3 separate regions of the Homo sapiens genome follow, and regions 1 and 2 are each linked to region 3. The links are chromatin contacts, found by Hi-C or POLR2A ChIA-PET in ENCODE. All regions are on one chromosome and are shown on one strand. Each heading gives the region's core, a stretch centred on a gene start or an enhancer-like site at or near the end of the contact. The rest is flanking DNA. Distances are from core to core; before and after follow the strand shown.

What was found. Hi-C counts contacts between places; a loop is a spot of excess contacts on that map. ChIA-PET counts read pairs that join two places held with the same protein, here RNA polymerase II (POLR2A). Pooled maps may share reads with other maps.
Region 1: a map of ascending aorta shows a loop between it and region 3 (8-fold over the local background). The contact joins the promoter of TMEM117 here to the promoter of CPNE8 in region 3. A Hi-C loop is called at or near these places in 1 of 168 maps with a recorded cell type or tissue (ascending aorta) and 1 of 50 pooled maps. POLR2A ChIA-PET finds 5 or more read pairs at or near these places in 1 of 52 experiments (Panc1).
Region 2: a loop to region 3 is called in a pooled map, with 12 times the contacts of the local background. The contact joins the promoter of IRAK4 here to the promoter of CPNE8 in region 3. A Hi-C loop is called at or near these places in 7 of 50 pooled maps.

Annotation. Positions count from the first base shown.
Region 1 is chr12:43,834,831-43,837,613 of GRCh38, forward strand. It overlaps TMEM117 (transmembrane protein 117), which reads left to right and starts at 1,251. Exons shown (of 8, transcript NM_032256.3): 1 at 1,251-1,366. RefSeq lists silencers at 926-1,035, 1,066-1,505, 1,492-1,724.
Region 2 is chr12:43,757,615-43,760,314 of GRCh38, forward strand. It overlaps IRAK4 (interleukin 1 receptor associated kinase 4), which reads left to right and starts at 1,337. Exons shown (of 12, transcript NM_016123.4): 1 at 1,337-1,402. It overlaps PUS7L (pseudouridine synthase 7 like), which reads right to left and starts at 1,176. Exons shown (of 9, transcript NM_031292.5): 1 at 1,116-1,176. RefSeq lists enhancers at 864-913, 1,254-1,363, 1,984-2,043.
Region 3 is chr12:38,904,205-38,906,904 of GRCh38, forward strand. It overlaps CPNE8 (copine 8), which reads right to left and starts at 1,387. Exons shown (of 20, transcript NM_153634.3): 1 at 1,233-1,387. The coding sequence starts at 1,330. It overlaps CPNE8-AS1 (CPNE8 antisense RNA 1), which reads left to right and starts at 1,508. Exons shown (of 2, transcript XR_007063275.1): 1 at 1,508-2,700. RefSeq lists a silencer at 1,372-1,541 and an enhancer at 2,672-2,700.

The DNA.
Region 1 (2,783 bases), core at 1-2,500, 4.9 Mb after region 3:
GTCAAATTAGTGGGAAGTATGGCAGTGAATTCCCAATTATGCCTATGCAGATAAACTACCCTATGGCACTTGGGCATGGCTCTCTCCATCCCATCTTAAAATCCGCGGACATCTCAGTTCTCCCTCTTGCCATCCACCCATTCCTGAATCAGGCTACCAGTACAGGGGAGGGCCTAGCTCTGCCTTCATAAGTTTGCTAATATGGGCATATAGAAATCCTATTTTCCATTTGATTATATACACTAGTGATAACTTCCATTACCACAAAATATTAGCATGCTGGATAGCAGCTGTTAACACGTTTTCAGCAACCGGTAAACTGAGGTAGCAGTTGCTATTAGGTGTGGAAGGAAACAGAGGCCACACATACATGATGGAAAGGAGGTTACATTCAGGAAGAGAGGAATTGGTCAGATGTAGTCAAAGGGTCTTCCTGCCCTATGCCGCAGAGGTATCATTTAGGTATCATAGAATGACAGGCTCCGGAGAGCCTCAGACTGCAAAAACTTTAAAAATTGTACATGAGTATGTGTGCTGATGTACATATGTGTGTATGCATGTGTATACGTGTGCTTATGTGTGTATACATATGTATGCATGAGTGTATTTGTGCATCTCTATGTGTGTATGAATGTGTGTATGTGTGCATATGTGTGTGTGTGTGTGTGATACCAGGCAGGTTGGAAAGTAAGTGGAAGACTTCTCATACTCCTCATGGGCTCTGCCTCTCCCCACCCCCACATCCCCACACCACCAACAGACAAAAACAGAAATCATGTTTTGCGACCTGAGATTGCTTTCGAAAGTTTGTAGCTCTTCGAGGACATTCCAGTGGGACCCTCATTGGTTCCCTGCAGGATGGTGGATTTTCTGTCAGCCGCCCCCCAACCCCCACCAGGTTCCTGAGTCCGTCCCTCGCCTGCAGCTGCCGCTCTGCAGAGGCGGGCCGGCCCGGGCAGGCTCGGCCCGTGGCGCACGCGGCCCGCGGGCTGGAGTCAGCCCGTGGTGCGGGCGAGAGGGCAGGGGCGGGGAGAAGCCATGCCTCCAGCTGCAGAGGTTGCACACAGCTGGCATGATCGCGGTCACCTGCGCGGCGCCGGTGCCCTTGCGCTCGCGTTGCCCGGCCCGCGGCCGCGGACTTTGCGGCGGGAGCGCGGCGCGGTGAAGCACCGGCGCGGAGGGCGCCCGGCGTAGGCGGCGGCGGGTGTGGGCCGAGCCGGTATTTATAGCTCCGTGACAGCAGCAGCGGCAGCGACGCCGCCGGCCCGTCTCGCCGCGCTTCCCAGCGAGGCCGCCGGCGCGCCGAGGGCTGTGCTCGACCGCGAATCCCGTGTGCAGTCGCCCCGCGCCCCGCGCGACCCTTCGGGTGAGTACGTGGGCCCGGGCGTTGGGCGAGCCTCCCCAGCCGTTCGGTCCAGCCGCAGCGGAGCCCTCCCGGCCCTGCCGCCCGTGTCCCGGCTGCCACCTCGTCACTGCCCGCGAGTGCGGAAGCAGCCGCGGAACCCCGGCCCGGCCCCCGAATTCTCCGGCGCCTCTGCTCCTGCCTTCCTGGGGATGGCAGCCAAAGAGGCAGGGTGAAGTGTCAAGGAGGGAGGGGGGACGCGCCAGCCCTCTGGCTAAGGGCAGAGGAGACTCCCGGGCGAAAGGCTCTTGGTGGGAGTCCTCAAACTCCCGGCTCCAGTGTGTGTGCAGAGATACGGCGGGAGAGCAGACCTTGAACTTTCCTTGCTTCAGCGATTCCTAGCCTAGGAACTGAGTAAAAGCCCTATTTTTCTTAATTAAATTAACAGGTTGCAGTTCGTAGGTGTTGTTCTTGGGAAAAAAACAAAGACTTGGGTGTTTGGGTGTTTGCTAACTTCATCGTGACTAAATAAAACTATTTTTTTTCATTCCTATTTTTGAAAATGCCACAGGCCCACAAGTGTGTTCTACCCTCTGTGGAACAATGAAGTATGTGTATGTGTGTGTGGGTGTGCGTGTGTGAGAGAGAGAGAGACACGGGAGTAAACATCACATGCTTATCAGGAACCAAAAAGGAAAAAAAATGAGTAAAAGTATGTTGAATATAAGGGTATGTATTGCCCCCAATTATAAATGATGTATTGTCTGAAATCCAAGGAAGGACTTCTAGGAAGCTACAGGGTTTTGTTTTGGCTTCAGAAACAAGGTCTTCCAATTTATTGAATATAAAAGTAGTTGAATCCCTGTAAACCCCATTTTTTTTTGTAAAGTATTGACATTTGACCATGGATATACTTTCTTTTATCCCCCAAGTCTTTATAGTTTAAAAGTAATTATGGATTTTGACATTTTGTCTCAGGCATTTATCCCTCCTATTCCACCCTCCATCTGATCCGTGTGATGAGAAACTGGCTCTTGTCAGTTTTATCTAAGTTTCTTTAAGCTGTCATTAAAAAATAAACTTTTCACATGAATTCTATTTAATTCATTAAATGTGTTTTTCTTTGGCATTGTGTTTGGAATATGATCATGGCAATTTCTTTTCTTTTCTTTAATTTCTGTCTTTCTTTCTTTCATGGAGTCGGGCTCTGTCGCTCAGGCTGGAGTGCAGTGCCATGATTTCCAGCTCACTGCAACCTCCGCCTCCCGGGTTCAAGGGATTCTCCTGCCTCGGCCTCCTGAGTAGCTGGGATTACAGGCGCGCGCCACCATGCCTGGCTAATTTTTGTATTTTTAGTAGAGATGGGGTTTCACCATGTTGGTCAGGCTGGTCTCGAACTCTTGACTTCGTGATCCGCCCGCCTTGGCCTCCAGAAATGCGG
Region 2 (2,700 bases), core at 87-2,586, 4.9 Mb after region 3:
ATGATCACACATTTTGAACAGTGTCAAGCACATGGTAGGTCTGCAATAAATACTATTGTTAAATAAATGAAATAACTAGTACAAAATAAGAGCTGTAGGAATGAAGTGGAAGATAATTAGAAGAGGCATAATGCAAGAAGTGGCCATCTAAGTCCTCCATAGTTCAAGAGATAGAAATGAGGCAGAGACCTCACAAGTAATGTACAAACAAAACATGCAATGTGTGCAAGAAAAACAAGCAGTCCAGATACAGAGCAGTGGGGATGGGAATGCAGGGAGACTACAGTGCTGGAAAATGTAGCTGAGTTAGTACCAGATTATGGAAGATGTTGAATGCCCTGACAAGGACTTAGAATCTATTGGGTGGTCAATGGATGGCTACTGTTAGTGTTTGAGTAGAAAAGTGACACAATTCCAAAACATGCTTTTGGAATTGTAAGATGATTCTGATGGAAATGAGCAAGATGTATCCGATGGAGTAACAGTTAGAGGAGTTCAAAAACAAAACAGCATGGTCAAGAACATAGCTGTAGGGATTGGCCCTGAAAGAATAATGATCTTTTCTTTCTCCCAGAAAAAAGGAGGAAGACAGACATTCTAAGCAAGTGAAACAGGTAGGGAAACTTGGGGAGAATGTAATTCCAGCATCCTGGTAGAAGAGTGGAACTGACCTGGAGGACAGCAAAGGAGCCCACGTGGCGTTAAGCCTGAAGGTGCAGTATTCCCATTCAACAGAGACTGCTGCTGACAGTGGGCGGGGGAGTAGTTTGCTTGGCCCGTGGTTGAGGAATTCGTTGGCGGAGGAGGGATCCTGAGAAGGTACTAGAAATACTGAACCCAGTCCTGCAGAAGCTACTTAACTTCACAGAAAACTAGGGCGTCGTTGCCCTCCAGCACGTCCAAAGGTGTCCCCGACAAGGCCAGCAGCTCTACCTGTTTCTTCTCCCTCCTCTTACTCTGCCTGTCCAAAGGCACGACACTAGTCCACGTCACCTTTCTTTGGGCGCAAAGGGTATGGATCCTCAATGCCAACCTCGTCACCCCCCCCCCCCACACACACACACACACACACACATACAAGCCCACCATCGCGCAAGAAACTCGACCCCGTCTACCTCGGTTCAGTGGAAGGCATTCATTTGCACAACGCTGTGCGCATGCCCGGAAGCCTTAAGTGTTTCAGCCTCCGACAGGGGCGTAATTAAAGGGGCAGGCGCCCACGTAAAGACGCGCCCTACGCAATACGTGGAGTTTCTCACTTTGTGGAGCCGCCTGGAGGCGCCAAGATGAAGCCCATCGGGGAAGTGGGGCGGGGCCAACCCGGCAGGCCCCGCCCCTTCGCGGCGCTTCCTAGTTCGGCTGGTTCTTCTGTCGCCGGCTTCAGCAGCCCGCGCCCGGGCAGGTAAGGCATTCCCCGCCTTAATGCCTCGGTCAAACGTCGTCCGAGGTCCGCTTCCAGGCCTCGGCACCTCTGCCCCAGGGTTGCTGGGGTCGGCTGCGGAACGGAAATCTCTTTATCATCCGTGAGAAAAGTTAGAGAGGAAGTGGGTTCCTTTGACAGAGCTTACTCCAGAAGAAAGACTTGGGTAGGTCCCCGGTAATCAAGAAGTTCGTCGGCCCTGAGGAAGAGCCTGAGGCTTGGAGGGACGTCACCCAGCTGTTCTGGGGCGCAGTCGGACCTCAAGTTTCTCACCTCTCAGGCCCTGGATTCCGTGAACCCGACTGCGAAATGAAGTCTCTTTTCCCCAGAACCAGGAAGTCAGGCCAGCACCTGACAGATGCCTGTGGCGCCAGCAGCTCGCTGAGCCTCCACACGATTGTAATTCGCTTGTTTCTCCGGCCTCCAAGCTTCCAGGGAATTAGAAAGTGGAGGCGGCTTATGGGATCAGATGAGTACATTCGCAGATGGGGGAAAAAAGTGTACCTGTCAGCTTGGAAGCCAGAGGGAGACAAAGGGATAAAAGCAAACCCTGTCCAGGTGCGGTGGCTCATGCTTGTAATCCCAGCACTTTGGGAGGCCCAGGCGGGCGGATCGCTTGAGGTCAGGAGTTCGAGACCAGCCTGGCCAACATGGTGAAACCCCTGTCTCTACTAAGATACAAAATTTAGCTGGCATAGTGGCGGGCGCCCGTAATGCCAGCTACTCCGGGGGCTGAGGCAGGAGAATCGCTTGAACCCAGGAGGCAGAGGTTGCAGTGAGCCGAGATCGTGCCACTACACTCCAGCCTGGGCAACAGAGGGAGACTCCGTCTCAAAAGAAAAAAAAAAAAAAAAAAGCAAACCCTGAGAAAGCGAGAAAGCACTTTGAGCATTTAGAATGGGAACAAACGGCGCTATTAGTGCTTCAAAAACGTAACTGCCCAAGGCCCCTGGTAAGCAGAGGATACTAAAATCTGCCTTTTCCCTTTCTTGGAGTGGTCCTTGAAGAGGGCTATCGGGAAGTTCAAATTTCTTCTGTTTTCCTGCAGAGCGTTCATTTGAAGTTTGCTTTCTACCTCTCCAAACTGAGCTTCTGATATTCCAGGCCAAACTTGCTCCTTCCTCAGCCTTCTCTATCTCAGTAAATATCGGTAAACTTGGTTATGCTGTCTTCTCACTCTCCACATCAGCCCATAGCTTTCTATTGGCTCCACCTCAGAATCCTAGGACTTCTGCACTTGCTCTGCTACGACCCTGGTCCCAGCCTGCAGCACGTCCCAC
Region 3 (2,700 bases), core at 137-2,636:
TCTTAGGGCAAAAATGGATAAATGAGGAGCCAGTTTTCCAGTGAGACAGACCCAATTATGCAAACAAGGGAGTGGGCTCCAGGGTCAATATTAATTCGCAAATTAGTGGCCAGTACCAATTTAGCACCATCGCTCATCTCCTTCTCAAAATCATCTATGATATAGCGGTGATGCTGCTTTATTTACAGGGCAACTAACCGAAAGGTCAGGACAACGAGTTTGCAATTTACAGTCTCTGGACAGGGTTGAAAGTCAGTTTTTTTTTGTTTTTTTTTTTTTTTTGAGATGGAGTCTTGCGCTGTCGCCCAGGCTGGAGTGCAATGGCAAGATCTCAGCTCATTGCAACATCCACATCCCGGGTTCAAGCGATTCTCCTGTCTCAGTCTCCCGAGTAGCTGGGACTACAGGCGCGTGCCACCACGTCCGGCTAATTTTTGCATTTTTAGTAGAGACGGAGTTTCACCATATTGGCCAGGCTGGTCTCGAACTCCTGACCTCGTGATCCACCCGCCTTGGCCTCCCAAAGTGCTGGGAATACAGGCGTATAAACTGTACTGAGCCACTGCGCCCGGCCGAGAGTCAGTTTTTACAAGCACTCAGATGTGGGCCCGAAAACAAATCAAAACAAAAGTCGTGACTTCCCAGATCTTAGGTAAGGCATAGATTCGTCTGCAAGGAGGGCCGAAATCTCTACCTATCAGGCAAAAGGCAAAAAGCCCGGAAGGGTCGGGGAGAAGCAAGCTGGAAGGCTCCAGGAAGTGGGTGGGGAGGAAGCTGCCGGGGTTGGAGCCAACCCTAGCAACAGCAGGTTTGCACACGCCTAGCAGAGGAAGTCCCGGGCCTAAGCGTGCAGCGGTCACAAGAGCTTTTGGCAGTGCTGTCCCCTTCGATTCCGGTCATCACCCAACCATCCAGCCCGGGTTTGGGGCGGAAAACCGGCTTGTAAAGTGGGCGGCGGCCGGTGTTCCCACAGCTGAGTCACAGCCCAGCCAACTTTTACAGCGTTTCCCAGAAAGAAAATACAAAGTCTCAGTCCCGGAGCCCACCGCTTCTAATTCCCGCTCCCCTGTGTCACCTGACCCGGGGTAACTCCAGCCCCACTACTGAGATATTTCCCACTCATGGCGCAACTTCTTGCCTGCGCAAAGCCTCGTGGTACCCCGAGCGCTCTCCAAGTGCTACCAACCCCACAGATGAGAGGGCAGGAGAGAGGGGAAGGGCTGCGTCCTCACCTGCAGGACACGGACACCTCCACCCGCGTGGCCGGGATGGCAGCGCTCAGCTGGTTCAAGTCCCCGATGCCCGCAGTGCTGTTGTAGCGGCTGTCCATATTGGGAGGAGGCGCCTTGGACTTGTCCGGCGCCCACAACCACAGCTCGGGCGGACTGAGGGCTAGCTCCCGTCAGGCGGGGATGGGGGTTGAGGGTGGAGGCAGAAGAAGGAGGCGGAGGCAGCGCGCGGGATGGGGGAGGGAAGGGAGGAGGCGGACCTCCGCGCAGAGCCACGAGGGAACCGCTAGCCAGTCCTGGGTGAAACTGACGCTGCCAGGCAAGTGGCGCGCGGGGATCCCGGTTTCCCAGCCCCCTTCCGGCAGGCAGCAGCCCGGGCGGGGGACACACTCCGTGATCCCCTCCTGGCTGGAGGGGTCAGGCTTGGTGGACCCAGCAAGCAGCCTGATGGAGAAGGTGGCACCAGACGCAGACCCCTACCGTCCAGGACCGCAAGCCCTCGCCGGCTCTGCGTGCTTTTAGGTTTTGTCTCCACCTCTGCACACCCACACTCGCCTCCTGGGCCGCGACAGCTTCCTTCTGTCAATCAGGTGTGGACGGGAAGGTCTCGAAGTTTCCTCGCCTGAGTTGAAAGCTGGAGGTGGGGGCACCTCTGCCCGTTCCTAACTGCCCCGTTATAAGGTCCCCCTCCCCACAATTGGTTCTCACCTCGCCCTCGGAGCTCTTGGGAGATCCCTCCGTCCCTCCTACTGTGCCCTCGGGCAGATGAGTCTGGTCCCAGCTTCTGGACTGCCCACTGTCGGCCACTTGAGAGTTGGGGACGGTGGGGCATTGTGACGCTCTCCAACCTTGGAACACGGTGGCAAAGTGGCCGATCAATATATGGGACAAGTGGGGGCGGGGGGGCGGACTCTAAGGTGGAAAAAACAATACTACTTGGGATTTAAGGAAGCAATCTGGATTCTGTCTCCCCTTGGTTCTTCGGAGCTTAGAGGTCTAACGGCGACATTCCTCCTACAGTAAGGGCTCTTCTGGGTCCCTCGTTTCCAAAGGCATGAAAGTTCTGACCTGAAAATGGGGGCCGGGGAGGGTGATGTCACAACCATATAACGCAGCTCCTTCAGCCGACTCCCACCCGCAAGAACTGAGACCTGACGGATAAAAGCAGAGAGGAGTCAGAGTGAGCGCTGCGTTTGGGAAACTGCATTCCAGGGCAGCAAGACTGGTGCCAAGACGGAGTCGTGGCAAAAGCATCCGGAGGTAGACGAGGCGCCCCTCCACTGCAGGGACCTTTGTTCCCCGCGCCTTCCCTCCTGCCTCACCCGAGCGCCTGCGGGTCCCGGGAGCTCGCCACCAGGCGGCGACGGAGAACAGGATGCGGCGCAGCTGGAAGGCAGAGGGTGGAGAGGGGGCGGGTGTCCGTCCGATTTAACGCTCCAAGCACGGAGTTTCCAGCTGGTTGGGCTAAGTC